Linked DNA regions of Homo sapiens: region 1 is linked to region 2. The links are chromatin loops, found by intact Hi-C in ENCODE. Cell type or tissue: HepG2. All regions are shown on one strand. Each heading gives the region's core, and the rest is flanking DNA. Links, peaks and the distances in the headings are about the cores only. Region 1 has its middle 52 kb from the start of HK2-DT. Region 2 overlaps HK2 (hexokinase 2).

Region 1 (4,397 bases), core at 205-4,204, 85 kb after region 2:
CTTTTTCCTCCTTATTCAGTGAGACCCAGGTCTTTCTTGTCTAGCTAAACCCTCCTGTACCATCCCTGTTTCCATCACCACCCCTCTAAAATGAGCTTTCAACACATGCCCACACAAAGACCTCAGCCTCCTAACTGCTCTCCAGGCTCACTGTCCTGAATGCCAATTTTAGACTCTACGAAAGTCCGGGTTTGGCTCTTAAACTCCCCTACTACCCAAATTAGTTGTTTGAGCATTCTTACCACTTTTGCTTTGGAATCACAGCCTTTTAAGTCAGATACACAGAATAAAATCAACTTCCATGCTATCCCTGTCCCAGTAATTCTATATTGAATTAATTCTCCTGTTGATAATTTAAACTCCAGACAAAATTTTAAAAAAATTATTTGAAAGCATTGGCGAGAAGTGAAGAACATACAGAAACTTAAGAGGATTTGACTTTTAAAAGAAGAAAAACAAGCCGGGCGCAGTGGCTCAAGCCTGTAATCCCAGCACTTCGGGAGGTCGAGGCAGGTGGATCATGAGGTCAGGAGATCAAGACCATCCTGGCCAACATGGTGAAACCCTGTCTCTACTAAAAATACAAAAAATTAGCCGGGCGTGGTGGCAGGCGCCTGTAGTCCCAGCTACTTGGGAGGCTGAGGCAGGAGAATGGCATGAACACGGGAGGCGGAGCTTGCAGTGAGCCAAGATCATGCCACTGCACTCCAGCTTGGGCAACAGAGCAAGACTCTGTCTCCAAAAAATAAAAGTAAAAGAAGAAAAACACAGCAGATGAGATCCATATTTATCCCATTTTTCCCCTAAGGATTGTGTAGTGTAGTGTATGGAAATAGAGCTCAGGCAGAAATCATCAGTCTTACTGGGCTAAGGAGTCAGAGGTCAGAGTTTGGGACTGGCAAAACAGCTGGATATTGAGAGAGAAATCCTGGAACGGAAGGAGTCTCAAAGGAGGAAGCCCAACATCTGTGTGCAAATTCTCCTCAAATCCTTGGATGACTCTGAACTGTACATGTTCAGGGAAAGGTCCAAGAAAGCCAGTAGAAAGCAACAAATGGGAGGCTGAAAGCCTGTGCAGATATTTCCATTGCTGTCTAGTGCTGGGGAGACTGAGTTTGAAGAAATCTCACTAATTCAGAGGGCCTTAGTTTTACAGTGAAACTCCAGAAGGGCCATAACTTAGCAGTAAGAGCCACGTCTCAAGACTAAGGCCTAAACCTAGGATTCAGAGTAAAATAGACTTGCCATACAGAGTCTAAATGAAATATTCATAGAAACAAGGTGATCCTTCAGTAACTGCCAGCTGGAACAAAACTCTATCCTCATCAGAGTAAGATAGGTCAACCCAGAATCTCTACAATGTAATATGCACGATAATGAATAGTACTTACTTGTGAAGAAGCAGGAAACCCATAAGCAAGTGAAAATAGTCAATAGAAACAGACATCTTGGCAACCCATATATAGGAATCAGCAGACAGGATTTTAAAATAACTATGATAAATGTATTAAAGCACCTATGGATGGGTGTGATAGACGAAAGAATGAGATGCCTCAGGAGAGAAATGAAATGCTAATAAAAAACAAAATGAGGCTTACAAAACTGAAAATTCTAATATGTGAAATTTTAAAAAACTCATTGGATGAAATAAAGATTAAACAATGTATTATAGAAGCAAGAATTGGTGAAGTTAACAACAGTTCAATAAAAATTATCCAAATTGAATCACAATGGAAAAAAAATTTAAAGGAATGAATAGAGTCTCAACAATTTGCAAGATGAAGTCTAACACACAAGCAATTGGAATCCCAGAAAGAGATGAGAGAGAAAATTATACAGAAAGAATGCTTAGAGAAGCATGGACAAAAATTTTTCCAAATTTTATTTAAAACATAAACTTACAGACCTAAGAAGTCCATCAAACCTTAAGTGGGATAAATACAAAGAAAATCATATTATCAGTTAAATTTCTGAAAACAAAAGAGAAAGATAAAATCTTAAAAAGTACAAAAGGAGGAAAAACACTACATACAGAGAACTAGTGATAACAATGACAACTCATTCCTCCCCAGAAACAAGAGACCAGAGACAACAGAACCACATCTGTAAAGTGTTGAAAGAATAACTGTCAAACTATAATTCTATACCTAGTAAAAATTCCTTTAAAATTGAAGGTAAAAAAAATTTTAGGCAAATAAGAACTGGATTTATTCTCATCAATAAATCCACCTAAGAGAAATGTTAAAGGAATTTCTTCAGGCCAAGGGGAAGTGATACCATAAGAAAATTCATATCCACGGGAAGGAAAGAAGAGCATCAAAAATAGTAAAGAGCTGGGAAATGCTTTTAATATCTGCTTTTCTTTCTTTTCTTACCTTTTTAAAATACTGTTTAAAGCAAAATAATCCATTATGGGGATTCCACTTTTACTTTGTGGAAGTAAAATATATAAGAGCCTCTTGTTTTCTTTCCTATCACCTAGCTATCCCTAAGAGAGAGAAGAGCCTGAAAATTGGCCACCTCACGACCTTCCAAACAACCATGCAAAGGTTATTAATATTCTCTTTAGGTAGGAAGGAGCGTCACTCCTGGATTCTGTCCCCTTTGCAGACTTCTTGATGTCTTTCAGGGCCTGGCCAAACTCTCCAGGTGTGAAGGTTTCTGAGCTCTCATTCAATCTAAGTAGAAAGGCAACTCATTGATTCTGTTCAGATAGCAGGCATTGGTAGCTTCTTCTCTCGAGCCTTCACATTTTGCTCCCTCTTCCTGGAATCATTTCCTCCTCTATTTGTCTAGTTACTTCTGAGTCAGTCTTCAGGTTTCAGCTCAGACATCCCTTCTTCAAGGAATCCTTCACTGACCACTACCCCTCCCCATCATGCCCATGTCTGTGTCCATGCCTGTATCCCCTGCTCAGTCTCCCAGTCTCTCTGGACAAAGCCCCATCCTAGTCCTGGCCCAGAACACTGAGGCTGAATCCACATGACCACTGCTGGATTAGTGGAACACCTGCCTATCAAGCTCTCACCTGCCTACCAGGGTTTTCATCACTTCCCAGCTGCTTGAACCTTCTTGATGCTGACTGACCTACAGTGTGAACTTCTCTCATCACCAACTGTGAGAGTCTCCCTGCTGGGGCCACCTGCAATCCAGCCAGTCTGCTGGTCATGGCCATCCCTGTTCTGCACCAATATTCTGCCAATAAATGCCATTTTAGGTAGGTTTGCACAAAAATGAGTGTATTAGTCCATTTTCAGCCTGCTGATAAAGACATACCTGAGACTGGGCAATCTACAAAAGAAAGAGGTTTAATGGACTTACAGTTCCACGTGGCTAGGGATGCCTCATAATCATGGCAAAAGGCGAAAGTCACTTCTTTCATGGAAGCAGCAAGAGAGAGAATGAGAACCAGGTGAAAAGTGTTTCCCCTTATAAAACCATCATATCTTATGACACTTATTCACTACCATGAGAACAGTATGGGAGAAACCGCCCCCATGATTCAATTGTCTCCCACTGGGTGCCTCCCACAACACATGGGAATTATGGGGGTATAATTCAAGATGAGATTTGGGTGGGGACAGAGAGCCAAATCATATCAATGAGTTTTAGAAAGTGACAATACTTAGAGACAGGAGAAGGGCAAGAAGATATTTGGGTTGGGACCCCCTCCTAGGCACTCCATGGCACCTTCACAGCACTCATGACATCAACCTGTGGTTGGCCCACAAACCCCGCCCTCCACTGTATCCCCAGTGTCCAGCAGAGTCTGATTGCACTCATACAATCAGTATTTACTGAATAAATAAATGAAAAGTTGAAGAGTCAAGAAAGACCTAGAGGAAATGGATTTACTGAAGTGAAGGAAGGAAAGTTTCAAGAAAGCTAGGTGTGCTGTTCTTTGCCCCACCTCTTGCAGCATAGCTGTGGCATTCGGTAGGTGACGGTCACCTGGGAGAGGCTGGATGAGTGCCCATTTATTCCTGATGCTAAAGGACACTGTGAGGTCATGCCTGCTTGAGAAGTTTTCAATGATGGTCATTTTTTTTGTACTGAAAGACATTTCATAATGAGATAAGTGGCATCGTTGCCATAAAGGCTTGGAACTAATCAGATAACATAGTCTTAGTATATTCTGTTCGATTATTCAAGTGTACTTGACATTTACTTCTAATTCAGTGATTCACAGTTCTGGTGTGACTGCTTTCAAGTGTCTCTAATTATCTCAAGCGTGTCAACAGAGTCTCATAATGAAATGAATTTACATTCCCTTAATACATATTGCCAGGCCCCACCCAGACATAATTAATAGGAATCTCTGGGGTTGGGCCTAGAAATCTGCATTGTGTAATGCAGCTTGCATCTGCTTCTCAGATGATTCGGACGCAGCACTTTGG
Region 2 (4,397 bases), core at 292-4,291:
TCACACAGCTAGAGTGCCTGAATACAGGACCCAATCTCTTTAATACCTCAGCTTGGTGCAGGCATAGGAGTGGCAGTGGAAGGGCCGCTACCCTCTGTGTCCCTCCTGACGTTATACTGGAGCCACGTGACAACTTCGGTAAAGCTCAAATGCCCACAGCCCTAGGGATGCAGCCTCCCTTCTCCAACCCCAGCATGATAACAAGGAAAGCAGGTTTACCTCAAGGCCACCCCAAAGACAAATAATGAGTCTAAAAATATCTCCCCAGCGTGTTCTACTCATGGTCAGAAATTCCTTTCCCAGGAGGGAGCCTTGTGTGGGAGAGGGAACAGCCGACCACGAATCAGAGGGCTTGACCTCTTCCAAGCCCTGAGGCCCGAGATGTGACAACACTGAACAGCGTCTTACTTGGATTTCATGCTTCTTCTCTAGTCACTCCTTTTAATACTGAGTACATGTTGGGTATAAAATACAACCAGAACAGCCTGAGCTCCGGCTGAGAGGGAGCCCTTACAGCTGTGCTGGCATCCATGAGTGTCTTGGGTGACTGCCTATCCACACGCTGGGAGCGGCTGGAGAAAGTACAGAAAGAACATGCCAAGGAAGTTTTTTGTCACCAGGGGCTGCCCTGAGAGAAGGGTCATACCTGGGTGCCACTGCCTCGCATGATGTCCTCAGGGATGGCATAGATCTGATTCTCCATCTCCACCTTCTGGAGCCCATTGTCCGTTACTTTCACCCAAAGCACACGGAAGTTGGTCCCTCCAAGATCCAGAGCCAGGAACTCTCCGTGTTCTGCAGAGAAAGGAAGGGCCACTATTAATTTTGGGCAAAATTCTTCCAGGAACCAACCGAGACTTAAAACTCCAAGTCCCTCCAGGAATATCTGTGGGTAAGGGGCGGCCAGTGGGATTCACTCCTCTACAGACATTACATATAGTCTAATTTCATGCTATACACCTTTACATTATTATTTTTTTAATTCTCAGAGCTTTATTAAAACTGGAAACTCACAGGGCTGTTTTTTTTTTAATCCCTCACTCCCTTCCCATCCTTTCCTCTGAGTCTCCAAAGTCAATTGTATTATTCTTATGCTTTTGCATCCTCATAGCTTAGTTCCCAATTATGAGTGAGAACATATGATGTTTGGTTTTCCATTCCAGAGTTACTTCACTTAGAATAATGGTCTCCAATCCCATCCAGGTTGCTACGAATGCCATTAATTTGTTCCTTTTTATGGCTAAGTAGTATTCTGTCGCATATACATTACTTTTATAATTCAATCAACAATATAAGACAGTTTCGCATCCAACGATGTGCTCACCCCCTCCTGAGAGCCGACTACCTCCTCAGTGCTTTCAGCAAGCCCCATGCCAGGGGTGCATGCCTCCATCCTGTTCCTCATACCCCCAGAACACCAAATTGCAAGCACGGTATTAAATTTACTTTCTAATGTTTGCATATTATGTTTGCATATTGCAATTGCAGTACTAAATTTACTTTCTAATGTTTGCATATTATGAGGGCCATGTCCTGCAGCAAGACCAGAGGGGTCATGTGATGGAGTGGAATGAGGACCAACACATTGAGGCCTGGTGAATAAGGCAAGCAGGTGCCCCCTCAAAGGATCTCAGGCTTATCAGAATGCAAGAGAATGCTGACCCCAGAGCATGTATGTACGACAAGAGTCAGGCCACTGAAGCAACAGAAAAGCTGTGGGGGAGCAGGAAAGAGGATGAGTGAGACTCCAGAAAGGAGCCACAGACACAGATGGGTGAAGACTGTCATGTGTCACTGGGAAGGTGCAGTTCCTACCCTCCAGGAAACAGCAGTGTAGACAGGAAACATCCAGATCCTGGGTGATAATACCACCGACTATGGGGAAGGGCCCCATTGTGTGGCACAGAATGAAAGTGCTGAAGAGGCGCGGAACCTGCAGCAGGGCAGGGGCTGGCGGAGCAGGCAAGGCGCATCCGCAGGTGACTGCCCCAACTGCGAGCAGCACCGCCAGTCTTCTGCTGCCCTGCCACAACCTTCTCAAAGGATACAAGGATACAAGGCAATTTCCTGGGGGGTTCACTTATTGGCATGTTTGTCAACACTCAACCCCTTTCCTGGTGGGAGAACAGCACTGAAGTGAAGCGGAATGGGTCAGAGGTCAGGGAGATGCTCTGACTCAATAACCCAAGAATGTTTGTTTTACACCCAGGTGCACTCAGCACCTCCAGCACTTAGGCCCTGAGAAAAGTCACATCTGACCAGCTCCCTGAGAACACCACCCACAGTCCCTAGGGTCCCAAGAGGGAAAACGGTAGACATCATCCACCAGAGACCACACAACCAGAAGTGTGTCAGGCGATGTGACACACGGAGACTGGCTCTGGAGCCCACATCACCTGCTCCAGAACCCCGGCCACTATTTAGCAGAGGCAAGTTCCTGAGCCTCTGAGCCTCAGCTGCTTCATCTCTAAAATGGGAACATTGCATCTCATTGGGTTGCTGTGAGGGGAAAAATTAGACACACAAGTGTGGTGCAGGACCAAGAACTCAGGACACACTCAGTAAGTACTAGGTACTCTCTCTCCGGGCTCTAGGCAGACCCTGTCCCACAGCCTCACTTGACTCTTCCAGGCCAACGAAAGCAGAAGGGATTGCAGAAACCTGTCCAAGAAAAGTCACTGGAATTGGCTCCAGTGACGGCAGCATTCCTCCTTAGGGGCACTAATTTTCCATTTCCTGCCCAGTGACTAGAGGTGGCCCCACCACTAGCTACAGCTGCGGGCTAGCTACAGCAACATCGCCCTCATCTGGGGTTAGCCTGCCTGCCTCATGGCCATGGGTGGCTTTTCCAGACACTCCAGCTCTGAGCCTTCCCTGGTAGTGGGAACTCAGCCAAATTCTAGGAAACACAACGTGGTGGCTGTCATGAGGGATGAAAGGGATATCAAAGATGAAATGCCTCATCAGCACTCTCAAGTCCAGGATACACGCGATCCGCTGAATCAGTGACCACAGGGGACCGAGGTGGCGAGGCTGCCCCTGGTGGGTCATCATCCGAGGCCAGCCCAGCTGGACTCAGAGGCCACAGCTCCACCAAGAACGGGTGGTGTGCAGGATTTTCTGATGGACTGAAGGGAAAACACAAATAATAAAGTATTGCTGATGAACCTGTTCCCAGGAAGGAGGTCCTCTCTTGCTTTGCTTACAGGACTCCTCTGGAACACACATTCCCTGACACCCCTCCTCCCTGCAGCCCTCCTCCACACACATAGGAAGCCACAACCACCATAGCCAATGACTGCATTCCTTCCAAGTCCGGAATCTGAGGCAGGCCTAGCACTGTGACTCGGCAATCCTGAGACGGGCCCTCTCGTAACGCCCACGCATGGTTACGTGCCCATGCCAGAGCAGTGGTTAGGCACTGGACCTTAGACAGGTAGGCAGGCCTCATTTTGAATTCCAGCTCAGCAGCTTCACTACCTGTGTGGTGTGGGCACATCACAGGGCTCTCTGAGCATGTCACCTCACCTGTAGAACAGGATTCATAATGCTGACATCTCCCAGCGGTTGTGATGCTTACGTGAAACATGGACTATGTTGTATGTGAACATATAGAAACACACAGGCTGGGTGTGGTGGCTCATGCTTGTATTCCCAGCACTTTGGGAGGCCAAGGCGGGCAGATTACTTGAGGTCTGGAGTTTGAGACCAGCCTGGTCAACATGGTGAAACCCTGTCTCTACTAATAATACAAAAATTTGCCGGGCATGGTGGCGTAGCCCTGTAATCCCAGTTACTTGGGAGGCTGAGGCAAGAGAATCACTAGAACCCAGGAAGTGGAGGTTGCAGTGAACTGAGATCTCGCCACTGTACCCCAGCCTGGGCAATAGAGCCAGACTCTGTCTCAAAAAAAAAACAAACAAATGACAACAACAACAAAGAAGAAACACAGTAAATTATTCCTCCGTTAATAGATCCTATCAAGGTACTTGTTCCCTTTCTCCCTGTCAAGGCCATGGAGGTTTGTGGCATGCTCTGGTGTCCAGTAAGGCAGGACAGAGGTTTGGTATAACTATAAGTTGGCATTAATTTGTGGGTGCCAAAAAATGGCATGTCCAGAGTAGCTACAACATAGGGCTCACGTGACATGGCTATAAACGCACAGCAAATACCATTGCCAAGGACTTTCTTTCGTTCTTAAGAAGGTCAGATCTGTTTCCAAAAGGGCTCTAGTGGCTCTAGTGGCACTGTGGAGGGCTGGGATAGCACAAGGAAGCAGCTCAAGGGCTGCTGCCACAGTTGAGCTGAGCAGCAGTGAGGGCATGAGCTCCAGGGCCATGTAGGGTGGCCAACCATCCCAGTTTGCCCAGGATGGAGGGGTTTCCTATGACATGGGA

Evidence for each region. Peaks named below come from ENCODE experiments on the same cell type or tissue, not always from the same donor. Only the 100,000 strongest peaks of a DNase experiment are listed, where the experiment ranks them.
Region 1: a loop joins it to region 2, with 18 times the contacts of the local background. A loop is called at or near these places in 1 of 110 quality-filtered maps.

Annotation. Positions count from the first base shown.
Region 1 is chr2:74,779,312-74,783,708 of GRCh38, reverse strand. No RefSeq gene overlaps it. Among named protein-coding and RNA genes, the nearest start is that of HK2-DT, 52 kb to the left of the region's middle. In HepG2, for the core only: no CTCF peak of the experiment used is centred there; no DNase peak of the experiment used is centred there; H3K27me3 peaks cover 2,527 bases.
Region 2 is chr2:74,864,034-74,868,430 of GRCh38, reverse strand. It overlaps HK2 (hexokinase 2), which reads right to left. Exons shown (of 18, transcript NM_000189.5): 3 at 647-795. Among named protein-coding and RNA genes, the nearest start is that of HK2, 32 kb to the right of the region's middle. In HepG2, for the core only: no CTCF peak of the experiment used is centred there; a DNase peak (open chromatin) is centred at 2,190.